2 separate regions of the Homo sapiens genome follow, and region 1 is linked to region 2. A link is a loop called in an ENCODE intact Hi-C map of the cell type or tissue named here. Cell type or tissue: HepG2. All regions are shown on one strand. Links, peaks and the distances in the headings refer to the core of each region. The heading gives the core; the rest is flanking DNA.

Region 1 (9,956 bases), core at 835-8,834, 55 kb after region 2:
GTGATTCAAAAAAGCTGTCAAAAGGAATACTCCAAAAGAAATGAGTCACATGGCTAGGCCAGGCATGCTATTATTTTTGTACCATATTATAATCCTTTTCATCTGGACCTTCTTAGAGTTGGCTTATTACTTCCTTTCATGCTATTCTAAGCTGACTAAAGGCTACAATAAACGGCATAAGAAGCCTGACAGAATGGGTTCATACCTTCATTACTAAAATACAAAAATTAAGGCTATTTGATATGGAAATAGGGCACCAAGAAAAACATGCACACAGCTTCCGCCCATGCAATTTAAGAACCCTTAAGGGTCTGAGAACACAGAGAATTTTATCTCAGACTAGTCTGACAGTGCTATCAAATATTCTTTTATCTCACCAACTTAAAAAAGTAGATTGCCACTACAAAAATTTAGGGCAAAAGTGATATTTATCAGCTGAGAGAAAAATGAGCAATTTTCCTCACCAGATAGTAAGAAAGATGTGTGCATCTTTAGAAAATTCTAGGCTCTCATTTCTGGATGGTGGTGTGTTTTTATTTGATTTGGGACTAGCCTTTGTTTCATAAGCTTAGCTCTGTCTGACTCAGCAAGATCACGTAGGACGCAACCCAAACAGATTAATATAGAACCTTCTGGAAAAAATAACGCAGGGGTTTACTGGGGAATGTAATCTGTAATGTCTTCTTTCTGTGCCTCCTAGATCAAGTCAGATGGCACCGTATTCTTGATTTAAAACAATGCATCTTTTATTGAACAATGCTGTTAATCAAACAGAAAACCATCTATATACAAGTTACACAATTTTTTTTTTTGCCACTACTGGAATTCAGAATAATTCCAAATGACTCCATCCATTCCAGGATGGAGCTGGAGCCAAACAAAACTTCAACAGCAGTTTCTTCAAGGCTCAAATGGTCACAACTTCAATGTATTTTCTCATTGTGAACAAGCTGCTCAGTGGTCACAGCACCATATGTAGCATGGCAGTTGTCTGTTCCAATTATGAAAACACTAGCACTTCCATTAGGCTCTGAAATGGAATAGCCCAATGCCCTGAAACACCTGGGTCTCTTTTTCTAGAAAGAACAAAATATACAAGAGTCAACATAAATCCAAGTGGGGCTGCATGCATGGACCAGAACTTTGAAAACACTGATGTATCACAGAAGGTCAGTAGGTACAATCTTATGGCAAGAGTAGCAAATACAAGCCACCATTAGTTCAATTCTGGGCGTTCTGGGGGCCCTGCTTCACTTGTTCTTCACATTTGAGGTTGATGATGATTTAACTAAAGTTACCTGTAAAATATACTAGAATCCAGTTAAAGTCCACAGCTTGGACCCTAAAGCCAGTGCTTTAATAAAGTCAAATTTTAAAAGAGTACAAAATAATCAGAACAACCACTTCTTGTGAGGTGCTTACCTGACTGCCACAACTTGACTGTACTAAGCAATATCACTTAATATCCATAACAAGTCAAAAAGGTAGCTCTTGAGCTCATGACGGATGTGGCTACCAAGGCTTAGAAAGGTCAATCAATTAGTAAGCAGCAAAATCCTGATTCAAACTCAGGTTTAGTCCAAAGTCCAAGATCATAAACAAGCTTTGTTAAATAGACTTTGCAGAAAAGACTGTGGGCTTTCTAACAAAGTGAGTATAGGGACATATACTTACTTTCTGATGCTTGCAACCTAGAGAAGTAAGGCTTAGAGTCGACTGCCTTTGGGGTAGATTCTCTTACCACCTAAAAGGCTGATCCTGGTATTAATACTTTTTACCAGATTCTTCCAAGTTGTTTGCACAGATATACCTAGACACACACTCAAATCTCTAAGCATTCAGGCACAGAGCAGAATTCATGCAATTATGTATTATAACCTTCAGCCAAAGTAAGTTGTCTAGATTTATCAGCTTAATCTAAAATATTAGAAACTTCAACTTTAATATGTCCTTCTATAGCACATTATAAACATAACACATATATGTATGATAAATGCCTTTAAATATCCTATAATCTTCATTCTCTTACCTCCAGTATCTCATCTACTAGGCAGTTAACTACTCAAAGGCAAAAGGGAAAATAAAATTCACCTTTGTGTCCCAGCATCTCAAGAGGCCTTGCTTGGTACACTCAAGCAAAACATTGGTTAAATAGAAATAAGATCACATGGCATTTGTTTTTTTAAAAATAAGCAATCTCCAACACAAGGCCTACTAACACAATATAATAATGGTTGTTCTTCTCACATGGAAGTCCAAGTCTATGGGTTATCACTGAGGGCTGAGCAAAGGCTTACCACACAGCCTTCAAGCTGTAACAACACAGCCATTTTACTAGGGGCATTTAAAAAAACAAAGGTTCAGAGACAGTTGTCTGAAAGAGAGCCTTCAGAAAGCCTTCAGAGGACAACTGTTACTAGAAAAAAAAAAAAAAGATTTGATCACAAGCTTATTTGGCCTTTACTATTTCAATAGTGAACAGTGGCTTTATTCATCCAGTTCTCATTTTATCTGTAATTTTTCTGAAGGATATGTAGTTACTGTTGGTTCTGGGTATATAACAAAATGAACACAGACTGAAAAGATGATGAGCTTGCCATCACAAGGCTGTCAATTTACTTTGAAACATTTATATTTATTCTACATATAGCTTATATTTACATAATATTTTTGCATTGGGAGTCAAAACAGAATGTTAGGAGCACGGCTTTTGAGTCGAGAAATTTGATTTTCAGCTTTATTACCTACTAGAAATATGTGTTCTCAGGTAAGATTTTTAACTTCCCTAATCCTGAGTTTCTCATATATGAGACAGGGATATACCTACCTTTCAGGTTTCCTGAGCTACCATTCATGTTTACTGAAACGATTAAAGAAATACACAAGTGACCTATATTGTATTATTACTGAACATGCATGAAATCCACATTTAAACCCACATTAGGGCTACCTTAAAATCCTCACAATAAACAAAGCCACTAATATGTATTTAAAGACTTATTCTGATATCGAATTGTGTAAACCTACTGGCAAGCAGGAAGATACCAAAATTCCCACCCATCCTCCAGTCACTGCTAGAGGTCTGAGAGTTCTAAGTCAGAATTGCCCACTTTTCTTTTGTGGCTTCTCTTTTAATCATGCTTAAAGGTTCTCAAACTTTAACACGCATAAGAATTGCTTTCTAGGAGCTCATCATCACTAGTCATTAGAGAAATGCAAATCAAAACCACGATGAGATACCACCTCATGCCAGTTAGAATGGTGATTATTAAAGTCAGGAAACAACAGGTGCTGGTGAGGCTGTGGAGAAATAGGAATGCTTTTACACTGTTGGTGGGAGTGTAAATTAGTTCCACCATTGTGGAAGACAGTGTGGTGATTCCTCCAGGATCTAGAACCAGAAATACCATTTGACCCAGCAATCCCATTATGGGTATATACCCAAAAGATTATAAATTATTCTACTATAAAGACACATGCACACGTATGTCTACTGCAACACTATTTACAATAGCAAAGACTTGGAACCAACCCAAATGCCCATCAATGATAGACTGGATAAAGAAAATGTGGCACATATACACCATGGAATACTATGCAGCCATAAAAAAGGATGAGTTCATGGCCTTTGCAGGGACATGGATGAAGCTGAAAACCATCATTCTCAGCAAACTAACACAGGAACAGAAAACCAAATGCCACAAGTTCTCACTCATAAGTGGGGGTTGAACAATGAGAACACATGGACACCGGGAGGGGAACGTCACACAATGGAACCTGCTGGGATTGGTGGGAAAGGGGAGGGAGAGCATTAGGACAAATACCTAACGTATGCAGGGCTTAAAACCTAGATGACAGGTTGATAGGTACAGCAAACCATGGCATGTATACCTATGTAACAAACCTGCACGTTCTGCACATGTATCTCAGAACTTAAAGTAAAATTTAAAAGAAATAATAATTGCTTTCTAGGGTTGTTTCACTACAGAATTGAACATGTACTTTCATGGGCAACTTCAGGTATTTTTGGGATAATTTTAACTATACACAACTTTCACTTTATTTTTATCTTAAGAATTGCACCTCTTTATAAAATTCTTTTTGAGAAAGAGTCTCACTCTGTTACCCAGGCTGGAGTGCAGTGGTGTGATCTCAGCTCACTGCAGCCTCCGCCTCCCAGGTTCAAGCGATTCTCCTGCCTCAGCCTCCCAAGTAGCTGGGACTACAAGTGCGCGCCACCATACCCGGCCGATTTTTGTATTTATAATAGAGACAGGGCTTCACCGTGTTGGCCAGGTGGGTCTCGAAGTCCTGACCTCAAGTGATCTGCCCACCTCGGCCTCTCAAAGTGATGGGATTACAGGCGTGAGCCACCGTGCCCAGCCTTCTTTGTAAAATTCTTGTATGCCCCTTAAAATACAATAATTTTGTAAAGGAAATATAAAAAAGAAAAAGAGGGAAAGAATCTGAGCTACAAGCTAGTAGCAAGTTAACAGCAATAAAGTAATTCTCTTCCGTAATACCTTGCCTGTCCCAGGTCAACCTATAGCTTCAAGCAGACAAAGAAAGCCATTCTAAGTACTGGCCTTCAGAGTGCCTGCATTTAGGGCACAGCTCACACTGATCAAACAGTCCATTCTCAAACAGTCTGTCCCATGGGTCTAGAACAATGGCAATTCTGAAATACTCATTTCTTTGAAAATCACCTGAATTTAACAAGAGGCAGAACTCTGACTACACAAAACCACCTATAAGAAATGGCTCTGTTACCGACAACAGAGTGAGGGGACAGACTCCTGAGCCTCCACCTTGAGGCTGTCCCATGGGCAAGGTCTGAAGCTGTCTGGGCTGAGTATATCCCATATGCTGTGGAATGACCCTTCACTTGCTCCAGGGTCCCTGGAAACTGCTCCTGAACCAGCAAACGGAGAAACAAATCGTACTCTGGCTACTCCTCCCTCCCGAGGGCTCTTACCTGATCACACTAGCTGCCTGCTCCTCCTCACTCAGACCTTATCGGGATGACACCACTTCACATATCCCATTTTATTCTCCTCATGGCACTTTCCACCATCTAAACGCTCCATTTCTGTACCTGTGCATCCCCTTCAGGTCTGGCTTCCCCCTCTACGCCCTCCCATTAAAATGTAAATTCCTTGGGAGCAGACGTTCAATCGATCCCACCTCAGTACAGCATCCTCCAGTGCCTACAACACTGCCTGGCACACAGTAAACGCTCAAGAAATATTTTTTGGACTGTCTGAATAAAGCATATAAGCACCAAAGGAGCAAAAATGCACAATGTAGAATGAAAAGTGCAGCCCAGCAGTGGTTGGGACTGAGCTAGAATCTCACCTACTTCCTATTCCAAGGAAACATTTTCTGAACACTCAGAATTCAGAAAAGGCACCTTCCCTCCAAACCCTTAGCATATCTACATCTACACTGATTATGAAGCTCTCTGGGTTGCTTATTGTTGCTTGTTTCCCCAGCTACATCCTGAGTCCCTTGAGATTAAGGTCAGATTTTGCAGCATATAACACAAGTTGGACTCATTCAAAGCAGCTATTGTATGAAATAATGAGTTTAGTACAGAGGGTATGTGAAGAACGAACAAGAAGCATACATTTAATGACATCTTAGAGCTAACTCAGAAAACATAATAGTGTAGTGCAGTAGAAAGAAGCAGGCTGTCTCAGGCAGGCCTGGATTCAAACTCTGCCCCCAGGATTGGGTAGTGGCCACGTTAACACCCTCAGCCCATTGTCTCATTAGTAAAAGGAAGACAATACCTCCCTGGAAAAGTTGTCATGAGCATCAACGATAATGCATATAAAGCACCTAACAGAACTCGAGAGAATTCATAAACATCATTAGTTTACAGTGGAATGCACCCCGGAGTTTTAGTATGAAGACCTAGGACTGGATCACAAACTTCACCACCTTCTTATATAACTTCAAGCCATCCAGTCTCATGCCCTATTTGTCTCATTTATTTAAAACCCTTAGAAGTGGCCGGGCGCGGTGGCTCACGCCTGTAATCCCAGCACTTTGGGAGGCCGAGGCGGGTGGATCATGAGGTCAGGAGATCGAGACCATCCTGGCTAACAAGGTGAAACCCCGTCTCTACTAAAAAATACAAAAAATTAGCCGGGCGCGGTGGCGGGCACCTGTAGTCCCAGCTACTGGGGAGGCTGAGGCAGGAGAATGGCGTGAACCCGGGAAGCGGAGCTTGCAGTGAGCCGAGATTGTGCCACTGCAGTCCACAGTCCGGCCTGGGCGACAGAGCGAGACTCCGTCTCAAAAAAAAAAAAAAAAAAAAAAAAAAACCCTTAGAAGCACAGAAGACAATTGGAGAGCACTCTGCAAACAGCAAAGCACTAACATGCCAAAACAAAGAACGCTGCCCATTTAAACTTACCTCACTCCAACAAAAAAGAAAATATAAACTGCCCTCCTCCTCTTCTGCTAATTCACAAGGAGTCAGGGAAGCATGATGCCAACTTGTTGTCTCTGAATGTTTCGTATTCTTGGACACCTACCACAGTCAAGTGATAAGGGGAATACCAAGATGAATAAGAATCTATGACCAAGTGTCATTTCAACACAAAGGCAAGTTATGTGCAATTAATAGTCAGCCTAGTGTGGTCAGTTAAATAGGTATCCAGAGCAGCCACTCCAATTCCCAGTCCTCTTTCAGTGGGCACCGTTCCCTTATCAAGTCAGCAATCATTTGCTGGGACCCTTCCCAAGGCTAAGCCAAGTAAAAGCTGTCAGACCCCGTAAGACATGATCCTTGCCTTTCAGGAGCCCACAGTGTGAACTGGCAGGTGAAACAAAGACACAAACAAATGGCTAAGAATGTAATGAGCAACTACAAAGCTACATATGAAAGCATCTCCCTATTTTACAATCAGAAGTTATACAAAGTGATATTTAATCAAGTGCCTCATGAGTAAGAGATAATTCATACCACAAAGCGATCAAAGTAAGGAGAGTTGTTTTTCTCATCACCCCCATGCTGACGTGGGTCTGTAAGGACCCTCGGAAAAAGTGGGACTGTAGAAAACTTTGAAGGCTGGTATAGTTTCAGTAAGCAGAGAAGCGAAGAGAGCCCATCCTATGCAGGGGAATCACCGGGGGAAAAAAATACGAAGGAGAGAAAGCACAGGCCTAATCTGGGGACAGGGATTAAAAAACGAAAAAGAAAAAAAAAAAACTTCCAAGTTAGGGACTTGTAAAGAAACAGAAGAGGAGATGGGTCTGGCCAAGTCGTAGCTGGCTTCAGGAAGAAGGCTGTGAGGGATACAGGAGTTACAAAGCAGAGAAAAGAAGAGAGACCAACAAACGTGGCCATGAGCCCCTCAAATTTTATCTATTAATAATGTCTGGAATAACACAATAGGGCTGTGATGGGAAATTGAACCAGAACATGAAATTCACAGTCTTATACCTTTTAATATTTCAAGAGTCATCAAGAAAGATAACAAAAGCTAAAGGTCAGAACTTACACTTGAGAAGGAGCACATAAATTTTGTACCTACATATCCGTAATTCCAAGTATTAATGCCCAAAATTTCAAATGCTCATTTTCTCTGTGGCCATCCCTCCCCATTCATGCTTTACTTTGGGAACACAAATCAAAATATCCTCTTCTCAGTATTATGAAAAGCAGGGATACTATACACACAAACAAAAATACCATTAAGGTGATCAATGATGATATAACTAAAAGCAACAAGAAAATGCTGCAGTGTCAATATTTCCTAATGCTCAGGCCTACTTGGACTAGGAATGCTCTCAAAGGAAGTGGTGGAAACCTCATGGTTAGAGTCACTTGGAGTCAGACCACAAGGCACAATCCTGTGGCCTACTCTCTTCCACATGAAGTGTGACCGCTGAGAAAGTAAGTTCAGGTGAGCAATAACTGTGGCTGGGAGACCAGAAGCCAAGTCTCACCACTCCTGAAGAACAAGAGGGAGGGAGGGATTCTGATTCCTGATCTGGGAGTTGGTTGCAACTGTGTCTGGTTTGTGAAAAAAAAATTTTTTTTTTTTGAGACGGAATATCGCCCTGTCACCCAGACTGGAGTGCTGTGGCAGGATCTCGGCTCACTGCAACCTCCGCTTCCCAGGTTCAAGCGATTCTCCTGCCTCAGCCTCCCAAGTAGCTGGGACTACAGGTGTGTGCCACTATGCCCAGCTAATTTTTTGTATCTTTAGTAGATACGGGGTTTCACCATGTTGGCCAGGCTGGTCTCGAACTCCTGACCTCGTGATCTGCCCACCTCGGCCTCCCAAAGTGCTGGGATTATAGGCATGAGCCATGGCACCCAGTCTGAGCCACCGTGCCTGGCCATGAAAAGATTTTTTTAAAAGAGGATCAGGTAATATCATTCTAAAAAATGACCAAGAAAGAATTTTTAAATTTCTCCATTATCATTAGAAACATCAGAGGAAATCAATCGTGGAACTTTTTTTGTTGTTAGAGATAGGGTATCTTACTTTGTCACCCAGGCCGTAGTACAGTGGCATGATTACAGCTCACTTCAGCCTCGAACTGCTGGGCTCAAGCAATTCTCCCACCTCAGCCTCCCAAGTAGCTAGGACTACAGGGAGTGTGCCACTAAGCCAGTTTTTTTGTGTGTGGTTTCTTTTTTTAATTTTCACAGGCACAGGATCTTGCTGTTGCCCAGGCTGGTCTCAAACTCCAGGCCTCAAGCAGTTCTCCCACCTCAGCCTCCCAAAGCACTGGAATTACAGATGTGAGCCACCACACCCTGCCAGAACTTCTGATAATTACTGGTGAAATAATAAAAGTATAGGCCAGGTGCAGTGGCTCACACCTGTAATCCCAGCACTTTGGGAGGCTGGGGTGGGCGGATCACCTGAGGTTGGGAGTTCAAGAGCAGCTTGGGCAACATGATGAAACCCCGTCTCTACTACAAATACAAAAATTAGCCGGGCACAGAGGCATGCACCTGTAATCCCAGCCACTCTGGAGGCTGAGGCAGGAGAATCGCTTGAACCCAGGAGGTGGAGGTTGCAGTGAGCCAAGATTGTGCCACTGCACTCCAGCGTGGGCAACAGAGTGAGACTCCATCTAAAAAGAAGAAAAAGAAAAAAAAAACTATAGGTGTTTAATGTTAAAGACTTGTTTAATTAAATGAGAAATGAGACCTGGTAAATTCACAAATGATCTGGAGATTTCTAAGCCAAACAATGCTTTCCAAAAAGTGGACCCTGAGAACCAAACCAAACATTCTGCTATAAAAGGCCACTGGAGGGTGTAAACACTGGCAAGAGGAAGGGCTGCACAAGCCCAGGAGGCCACAGAGTTCTAAATGGCTTCTCCAGGTTCGCATCTGGATGGCCAAATTAGTTGGTGTAGAGTGACTTTATGGTAAGGCCCTGGGAATCCAAGTTTATGGCATCCTGGTCCCAAAACATTTGGCTTCCTAGGTTCACCAGGCAGAAGTCCTTGGGAATAAAGAACCCTGATTAGTCAAGATACTCCATTGTCACCAAAGAGAAAATTTCTTTGGAAGAACAACAAAGGTGACCATATCAGGGAATGAAAGGGCCAGAACTGAACCTAACAAAGCTATTCACCCAATTCACTGCCTTTGCATTTTAGGTTCTCTAGCTTTCACAAATAAGACATTTAGCAGTACTGAACTCACTGGGCAAAACTGAGTGTTGCCATGGTGCAAATCTGATCATGACATATCCAACTTCTCCTGCTATTAGTTATCATAATGCTTCCTTCTATGCCAATAAAAAAAAGAATGTTATTCCTTTTTTATTCAATTTATTCAATGAGGGCAGATGAGACTATTTTCAATCTTTCTGCCACTGTAAAATTGTCATCTTCTTTACCTTCCCCACCAAAATAAAACTATTATTATCCTTTACTATTCCCATTTAAATCCATACCCTCTCTTGCCCTGTTCCCTA
Region 2 (9,956 bases), core at 1,337-9,336:
AGCAAGCTACCGTAAGGCCACTCTGCTCACAACATTTATACTTCTCTCCCAAGGGGGGGTCTCATTTCAATCAAGCAAATCCTTCATGGGGATAGGATTCACTTTTTTACCCAGAAGAATAAGTTTATGTTAAGGGAATAAAAAGGTTCAAGCATTCACCATGAGTCCGAAAAGCCAAGCACAGACAGACCTTGGTGGGGTGGGGGTGAAGGGATGGTGGTCCACCAGGCGTGAGCCCCTTGACTGGCCCACTATTGAAGTCACAGTACCAAATTCAAGATTTAGCTAGCATTCCTCCTGAGTCAGTGAGAAATTGGATCAGTTACATGTTGCTCAGCCAGGTCTGAGAATCCTGGGGCCTTGGCACAATAGCTTTCAAAATACTACATTGACTCAGCAAGAACTCTGACCATGAACAGACTTCCTCTCCTGGTTCTAAAAGTCTGATCTGGAGAAATCAGAATAAATGTAGTCCTTCCCAGAGAAGGTCTTGTCAATCAATGACTATCACTGTACTACTGCAGTGAGACGCCAATCATTTCACTGGCTAAATGAGAAGACAATGTGATGGTGTGATGTGTGAATTTGAGCTCCACTGGGAGTAGGTACTGGTCTGCTGCTAGAGTCAACACCTGTACATGTGACCAAAGCATGGCACAAAGGCACTGTGTTCACAACCTGTGCTCCATATCGACAGCAAGCACTTGGATTGACAGCTGTTTTCTGAAGGCTGAAAGATGAAATCAACACTGATGAAAGACTATTGGCTGTTCTCTAGGAAGAAGAGTCCATAAACATGACCGAGACAGAACTGTATTGTTCATTCCTGCCACCCCCGTTGCTTCTTTTCCAAAACTGTCACTTAAAAACCATCTTTTTCCTACTCGTTTTGTCTCGAGTTCACACACCTAGACTATTACTAAGCTATTATTGTTTCTGCCTCTAAAATATATCTTTGGGTCAATTTTTCTTTATTTTGATAACCCTGACTACATCCACCAGGTGCAGTATTGCATCATGGTTACAAATCCCAGCTTTGCCCCTAAGCAATATGACCCTGGGAAAATTATCTACTACTCCCAGCTACCATCTGAAAATGGTGACTGTAAGGATTAAATGGGGGAAAAACACATACAAAGTTCTCCATAAAGTATCAATGCCATCATCAGCTTCATCGTTAATCAGGGTCCGATTACTGCATAACTACTACTATGCCATGTCCTCTGTACCCAGAGTCACCATTAGCAGTCATGTTGGTGGCAACTCCATTTGATGTAACTCTCAACTATATCCCATATCAAATGGGAAACTTATCCACAAGACTGTGAAACTTCACCATGCCTTCTCCATGACCTCACTCACACTCCTTTCCTTAACTTCCCCCAGTCAGGGAAACTAACTCTCTGCTCCTGACCTCCTTTTTAAACTTCTGAAAAAAGCAGCAGGGGAGGGGCTCTCAAACTAGTTTTACCCACAGCAGAGACCATGATTTTATTACCTTTCTCCATATCCTCACCAAAAAAAACCATTGCTTATATAAAGAATTAATAAGTGGCGTCTTATCATCTTTATACTGAAGGCATTTTTGCCAGCTGCCATTTTTCTAATCCCTCACAGCAATTGAGAATTTTTTTTAAGCCTTGAATGTGGCAGTCGGATTTGAGCTAATCATTTGGAATTATACTGTCTTTATTTCTTTGGAGCATCTTTGAAGTATCTTGTTATATAAATGAAATATGGGGTGAGGAAGGAAAGGATGCACCTACGAACACTGCTTCGAAGGTTCTTGACTCATAACTTTAAAAGCCTGAGAAGAAATTTATGAAGCCAATTGCAAACCCTTCTTCCCTCTTAACCAGGAAACTTCTAGTTCTTTGTTGTTTTAAAGTATCTGCTAAGGATTGACTTTAGAAATCAATGCACTGCACAGCAAGCATTTCACCCATCCTGACAGAACTACAGATGGTCCCTGACTTACAATTTTCCAATTTTACAATGGTGCAAAAGCGATATATATTCAGTAGAAACCATAATTCCAGTACCCATACGACCATTCTGTTTTTTCAATTTCAGTACAGTATTCAATAAATTACATGAGATATTCAACACTTTATTATAATAGGCTTTGTGTTAGATGGTTTTGCCAACTATAGGCTAATGTCAGTGTTCTCAGCATGTTTAAGGTAGTCTAGGCTAGGATGTTTCATAGGGTAGCTATATTAAATGCATTTTTGACTTACAATATTGTCAATATTTTCAACTTACAATGGGTTTATCAGGGCAAAAAAAAACCCGTAAGTCTAGGAGCATCTGTATTTCAAGGAGAAACAAAATCTCACACACAATTCCTAAATTTCATTTAATCTCTGCTATAGCTTGGGAAAAACAGACAAGAGGGAAGAAAATGCTAAGCCAGCAGTTTGCCAGCAAATATGAAGCCCCAGATACTGTAATTTCAATTCTCACTCCCTGGAAGCTTTAAATGCATAAATGTTTTATAAACCAATTGACAAAGCTTACTCACTTGTCCTAAGAAACATAATACGACAAAGACACAGAAGAGAACATTAGGGCTACGATAAAGATACAAGGTAGAATTCATTGTGTTTAAAAGTGTTTTTTTTAAAAAAGTTCTTTGAAGATAAAAAGACCTAAGTGCTACATATGATTACTTATCACAACTACTCAATATCTATTATCCTACAGGCAGAATCCAAGGCTCTGTGTTAAGTAACTTTCAAATATGTACCTTATTCTGAGCTGGGAACAACACTAATCCACCTACCAGAGAAACTCTCCAACCCTGTTCTCTGCCACCTTCCAGCCCCCATATGTCACTCAGAAGGCAGAGTGACTTTTCCAACCCAAGTTACTTAAGCTAATTCTCGTCTTTCACAAACAGATCCTTCAGCAGCCCCCAGCCTACCTGCACAAAATGCTGGATACCTTGGAAGAGCTACAGGAACTGTTTCTTTCAGCTACTGAGTACCTACTGTGTGCCAGGTACTGCAGTGGTGATTGTTTTTTATTAGACACCACTATGATTAATTTGCTCAGCCTAGAAAATCCATTTCTCCCTGGAAGATGAAGAAAAGGGAAGACAAAGAGGTTTGCTTCTAATTAAGACGAAACCAACAAACAAGCCTGACCCAGGCCATGAAATTGTACTCTCATTGGTTTATGAACACCAGAAAGAGGGCTTGGTACAGCAGCAGCCAGAGCCAACAGACTCAATGGGGCAGATAAAAATTCAAAATTCAGCCAAAATGCTGAAAAGAGAAGAAACATAGGTTCCTCTTCGTTTAATGCACGAGCCACTCTGGCTACTAGGCCACAACTGAGCAGACAAAAAGATTTGGGGACTTTTCCAGTGAACCGAGAAATGTGAGCAGGAGGGGCAGGCATGAAGAGCTCCACCCACACCCCTGAAGGGAGGCGCTGTCAGGAGTCGGCAGAAAGGCAGACACTGACACACCGCATCGCCCAGGGCTGGAAGGGTTTCTCCCAAACGACTGTAAAAAAAGAAATGAAAAGGGAAACAAATAGCATCTGCTAATAGTAACTCCTCATATTCCATTGATGTTATGTTCACCCTATTACTAGAACTCCCTGAGGGTGGCAGGCATTTAGAGGAAATGACATTCTGAAGCTTCAGGGGGAAAGAAAAAAAAAACAAAAACAGAAAGTGAAAAATATTTTAGAGTTCTTTAAGATGTTAATTTAACATCAACATAAGTATAATGACAAACACTCATTAATTACCTTAAGCACTGTGCAAAGAGTTTTCAGATGCTCGGTTTCTAATCGTCCCAGCAACCCAGTATGGAAAATAATATTTTCCTGACTTTTTCAGGTGGGAAAACTGATGCTTAGAGAAGTTAATCTTTCCTCTCAAGATTACAAAGTGACAGAGCCAGGATGAAGTCTGGGTGACTCAGGAAGCTTTTTTCTTCTTTTCCAGTTCATCACATTCAATACCTTTAAATCATTTATAAAAATGTTTCAGTTATAGTCCTATGCCAGGCACCAGGAAGTAATGTGAGAAAATGAAAACAATAAACTTTTCTAAATCAGTAAGAACAAAATGTAAATGAAACGTCTTAGACTTAAAGTGGAACAGTACGTGGTGCCTGGAAGGTCATATGGTTAAATTCTAAATTTAACCATTCTCTCAGACTAAATTTGCTCATCTGTAAAATGGAGGTGATAATATCAAAAGCAATGACTCAACTCAGATAAAAGGTACACTTCCACACAAACATCATTTGTCAAAAATTATGCTACCATCATAACAATTCAAATCTAGGAGGAGAAAGTGTGGGCTGTAGAAGGAATTGAGACTACCATCTTGATGGAGCTATCAAATATCTTCAATCACATCATTTAAGTCACTCAAAAGGGGAAGAAGCCCATAACAAAATAATGGGCCTTAGCTCCCACACACCAGTCTCTTTCCTCCTCTTCCTCTGATTCTTTTCTCTACTGTTAACACCAATTGTAACCTAACAGAGTGCTAATGTCTGCTCAAGTTCAAGCTTACACTATAGCTCTCTCTCCCCACTCAAAATGCTACTGAACACAGTAGATAACTATCTCAGTTCCCTCTTTGACAAGAAAAACAACATGAATGTAAATTACATGGAACCCATATTCTATAATACTGGAATTAAAGAATAAGGATTTAACCACATTGCAGACATTCTCTACTACTGAAGGAAAAAAATGTGCAGCATACACTTATAGACATAGGGAATCATAACATTTCAGAGCCTGAAACAACAAATGAAACTAATCTAATCCAGCCTCCTTTTGTAGTCACAAGAGATATATATACCTTGCCCAAAATCTGTCTTAAGGCTAAATTATGACAGAATGTCCTGAAAATCAGAAGAATTCTTACTCTTCTACATCCCCCTAGCTTCTGAATAACAACTCAATGTATATCATGTATTCTTAAAGACTTTACTATGTTATAATATATGTAGTTTTAAATATCCACCCATATCAATATCATTCTGCATAGATAGAACTTCCAATAAGGCAGCCAAGTGAACTGTTCAAAAACCTACTGCAAACCATAAAAATCAAAGACCCAGAACCAGGAATCAGGAGACCCAGGTACTAATTAGTCCTGATTATCACTGACCAGTTTCTAGATCTCAAGTCACTTTACTTCAACTTGGCCTTTGTTTCTAAAACCATAAAGAGGAGTTGGACCAGTTGGTCTCTAGGGTCCTTTCCAACACCTAAAGCTCCCTAATTCTCAACCACCTGGCACGCAAGGTAGACACAGGAAAACCAACACTTTCATTACAAAAAGTCACAAGGAAAAAAAATCACAAGACATCACAAGAGCTTTAAGGAAAACTGTGTTGAAGCTATGCTTGCTTTGGGGTTTTTCCAGAGGTAAGCACTGTGTTTTCCAAAGGCAAACAGTTCCCTTTCTCCAGAACAAGGACAGGATGTTGGGGACATGAGTCATTCTGTTGACATTCTAGGTACTGGTCAGTTGGAGGACAGGAACCACATCAGCTTCCTAGAGAGCACAGAAGAAAAATCTGCTCCAAAAAAGACCAGAAAGGAAGATGCGTTGAATGTCAGAAGGACCTTTGCTTCCCAAACCTTTCCAATCCAGCCTTCTAGTTAATGATAATGCCCAGCTCATTATAGCCAAAGGAGTAAAAACTTATTTCTAGAACCCCAGCGTCCATACAAGCAGCTAGATGCCAGGGATAAAACAGCCTCCCAATACTAGTAAGACCACCAACAATTTACAGCCTCAACTTCTGTTCCCAAGCATGTATCCTTTCTTTCTCAACATGTCAGAATACGGATGTGCCTTTACCAACCATTCTTTCCGGAGACAGGAATTAACAAAGACTGGTAAGAACCCCCGTCAGTTTTTCAAACTGGAGGAAGGTGATGCAGTACTCAGGGCCTGTTGTAGGGAGGCTCTGCTTATCTTAAGACAAAAATCAACTTGTAGATAGACATCAACACACAATGTTCTCCATCTCATGTTATTTCAACATGGGAGAAAATGCCACATGTGACCAGCTCATCCTCCTCTTCTCAAAAAAATTTTATACATATAATTTATTCCACACCCACTCTAGGATGGTAGCTAACGGCACCCACTGGACTGAATGATGCAAATAAGGATCCGTTCTGCCTTTGTTGTGTTTAATGCTGCTGCCACTGCCACCGCCACCACCACCAATTTTTGATTAGGACTCTGCTGGAGAACTCTGCAGAAAAATTAATCTAAACATAATCCTTCTGAATCCCTTACCTACATCAGAATTCCAGGTCACTCCAAATATGCATTCACTCACTCAGCCATCATTGGCAATCAGATGACACAAACACCCCATTACGAGTAATTCTGAGGGCTCAAGTTGTAGGAAGAAACAGAAAATGACATTATCCCCAAAGATGATATATATTTCATTATTTTTTCTATTTAAATTCAGCTTGGTGTCCCCTTTCTCTGTTAAGTGCCTGTGAACCACTGCAATGCTATGGGATGTGAGGAGATACAAGATAACCAAAAAACAAAATGTTTATGTAGGAAAGGAAAAGCTTGTCCATTGATACGTATTTAACTGAACAAACCGATGATACACAGTAGTAACAGTTACATTCATTGAAGATGCATTAATTCATTCAATAAACATGTTCTGGGGCTGCAGAAAGACCCAGAGATGGAAGTCTGAAGATGTGCTTCAATGTCCAAAAAAAAGGCGGGGGGTATGGATTGATAACCAATGTGTGAAGTCCTTTTACATTTATTTATTTATTTATTGAGACGGAGTCTCGCTCTGTCACCAGGCTGCAGTGCAGTGGCGTGATCTCGGCTCACTGCAACCTCTGCCTCCTGGGTTCAAGCAATTCTCCTGCCTCAGCCTCCCAAGAAGCTGGGACTACAGGGGCTCACCACCATGTCCAACTAATTTTTGCATTTTTAGTAGAGAGGGGGTTTCACCATGTTGGCCAGGTTGGTCTCAATCTCTTGGCCTCATGATCTACCCACCTTGGCATCCCAAAGTGCTGGGATTACAGGCGTGAGCCACTGTGCCCGGCCCTACATTTATTTCTTATAATTCTGTTAGCTAAAGATCATTTTAGAGACAACAGGGTCACAAAGGTGACGTGAATTGGGCAGCAGAGCTGAGACCAAAACCTTAGCTTTCAGGCCACCAAGTATGTGATCTGTCACTACTCCTACACCAGGCAGAAAGCATTACAAAGGCACACAAAAAGTCAAAGAGGAATTCTGTAGTGCCAGAAAGGAAGTACTTAAAAAAAAAAAATGAGTGTATGCCAAGAAAGGGACACAGAAGCCAAGTAAGGAGCTCCCAATGGTCAAAGCTGAAACGATTCAAACAAAATAAAGCAGTATTAGATTCTAACCCAAAGGATAAAAACATCCATGAGTCCACACTGATACAAATGACTGAATACATAAATGGGGAAGAAGAGACAAATCTCCCAGGCAGAAGAATTCCAAATAAGTTAGATAGATCCTCCTCTCTCAACATCCCACTCCTCAAGTGTACGCTGTACACAGTGACGTCCTTCTGAAGATGACAGAGCTGTTTGGGTTTTTGCTTGTTGTTTTTACAGTTTTGTGGGTTTTTTTTTTTTTTCAGTTTACAGTACAGAAACTTGGCAAACGCTACCTCCGCCAAGTGATAAGGATCAGCATGTGATAAGTCACACTGATATGTGATGAAAATGGCACTTTACCTCTGTCATCCTCCCCCTCAAAATCCACAACCCCAGTTGAATCGCCACAGAAAAACAACAGACAAATCTCAATTGAGGGGTATTCTACAAAACACCTGACCAGTACTCCTCGAAACTGTCAAGATCATCAAAAACAAGGAAAGTCTGGGACACTGTCACAACCAAAAATAGCCTGGGGCTCCACGACAACTAAATGTGACACCGCATCCTGGATGGGATCCCCGGACCGAAAAAGAACATTAAGTATCAACTGAGGAAAGGTGAATAAAGCACAGACTTTAGCTAATTATAAGGTAACTGTATTGGCTCATTAAGTGTGATAAACATACCATTCTAACTTAAGATAATAATGGGGGAAACTAGATACAGGATATGTGGGAATTCTCTGTATTATAGCCTCATTTTTCCCATACATCTGAAACTATACTACAACAAAAAGTTTATTTTTTAAAAAGTCAAAGAGGAAGGAATGAGAGAGCTGTGTGCAAGGGAGAGCAGATGAATGAACCTGGCCAAATTCATTTTGGCAGCAACTATCTGTCCTTGCACCTTCCTACCCTCACTCTCCTGTCTTCGTGGACCAGTAAACATCACAAAAGATCTTCAAGGCAGAATTCAGTTGAGGTCTCAATTTGCTCCTGTTAAGAGCTGGGCCACACTCAGAGGGTAGATCAGTTTTATTCAGTGACCAGAGATCCAATTGGCACTTTCTGCTCTTTTCCAAGAGGGAAAGGATCCTGGAGCCCGCTCCCCAAAAACAGCAGGGAATGTGCCTGGCCTGCTAAGGAAAGATACTTCATGCAGGTTCCCCTCCACTCCGCCCTCTGACTTAGAGCACACCTGTTCATACCTTCATGTTTCACCACTATTTACAGATGAGAACAACGCTTAGCATTTATGGGCTTTTAAAAGATCAAACACGGCCGGGCGTAGTGGCTCACGCCTGTAATCTCAGCACTTTGGGAGGCCAAGGCGGGCGGATCATGAGGTCAGGAGATCGAGACCATCCTGGCTAACATGGTGAAACCCTGTCTCTACTAAAAATACAAAAAATTAGCTGGGTGGCATGTGCCTGTAGTCCCAGCTACTCAGGAGGCTGAGGCAGGAGAATGGCATGTGAGCCCGGGAGGCGGAGGTTGCAGTGAGCTGAGATCGCGCCACTGCATTCCAGCCTGGGTGACAGAAAGAGACTCCGTCTCAAAAAAAAAAAAAAAAAAAAAAAAAGATTAAACACAACATCTGAAACTACCTAAAAATAGTTCAGTTTTTTTCTCTGCCTCTCTCTTTTTGGTCAATTTTCAAGTTTTATGAATAGCGTATTAGGCCAAACTGATTATAATAACCACTTCATCAAGCACCTGTCAGAAATGAACTTTAGGCTCAAAGGCAGGAGAGGAGCACCTGGAGAACTCTAAGAAATGGAAAAAAGCCCCAACCTGAATCAACAGCCTCCCCTCCACTGACCTAACAAGCACACCCAAATCCAAGGCCAATCTCTAAATAAAGATTTCAAATGAAACTGTGAATGCCGCTGACATGGTCATGAACTTATTCTTTGATATTTTGCACAGATTAAAGCTTTTTGCCTCCAAGCACTTCTCCTTCCCCTTTCAAGATCAAAAAGGAAGAATTCTTCAAGCATAAATGACAGGTGGGATTTCAATTCAACTCAACTAACTCATGGGCATCTACCAGGTGAAAAGGCAGTGTGCCAGGTATGCAGAAACCACTAGGACTGTGTATGCCTCCTGTGTCACTTCATTTGGAGGGGTGAGATGTCCAACGTGAACTTTTAGGGACCTTTATTAGGACACACATTTATTTTCTTTGACAGGACACATTTAAATTAATAGCTTCTCCTAAAGGCATTGAAGAACTACATAGGGACTTCTGTAAAATAATACTTTTTGAAACTGATAAATTCCCCAAACTTTCAGAGCTAAAATTCCCTCCACTCCATCCCACCCCAGTGTCCATAAATGCAGTCATATCACAGGCCCAGGCCTGTTGAGAGCTACAATGAAATAGTCTTAGCAGTTCACACTTCTCCTAGTACATGAAACTGTTTCACAGGATAATTCCCAACATCTTCCTACATGTAACTTTATTGAGAACTGAGTCACATACTCCTTGCAGCCAAATGAAGGTTCAACCCTTTTGCTGGCATCGCCTGCCTCCAATTCCTCCCTGGCTGTGGTTTGGGCAGG

The links. Hi-C counts contacts between places; a loop is a spot of excess contacts. Peaks named below come from ENCODE experiments on the same cell type or tissue, not always from the same donor. Only the 100,000 strongest peaks of a DNase experiment are listed, where the experiment ranks them.
Region 1: a loop joins it to region 2, with 3 times the contacts of the local background. A loop is called at or near these places in 8 of 110 quality-filtered maps.

Annotation. Positions count from the first base shown.
Region 1 is chr2:152,345,192-152,355,147 of GRCh38, reverse strand. All of the region lies in intron 1 of FMNL2 (formin like 2), which reads right to left. Among named protein-coding and RNA genes, the nearest start is that of FMNL2, 15 kb to the right of the region's middle. In HepG2, for the core only: no CTCF peak of the experiment used is centred there; DNase peaks (open chromatin) are centred at 1,567 and 4,617; H3K4me3 peaks cover 670 bases.
Region 2 is chr2:152,400,916-152,410,871 of GRCh38, reverse strand. All of the region lies in intron 1 of FMNL2 (formin like 2), which reads right to left. Among named protein-coding and RNA genes, the nearest start is that of FMNL2, 71 kb to the right of the region's middle. RefSeq lists enhancers at 5,303-5,597, 8,322-8,821, 8,822-9,323. In HepG2, for the core only: no CTCF peak of the experiment used is centred there; a DNase peak (open chromatin) is centred at 5,461.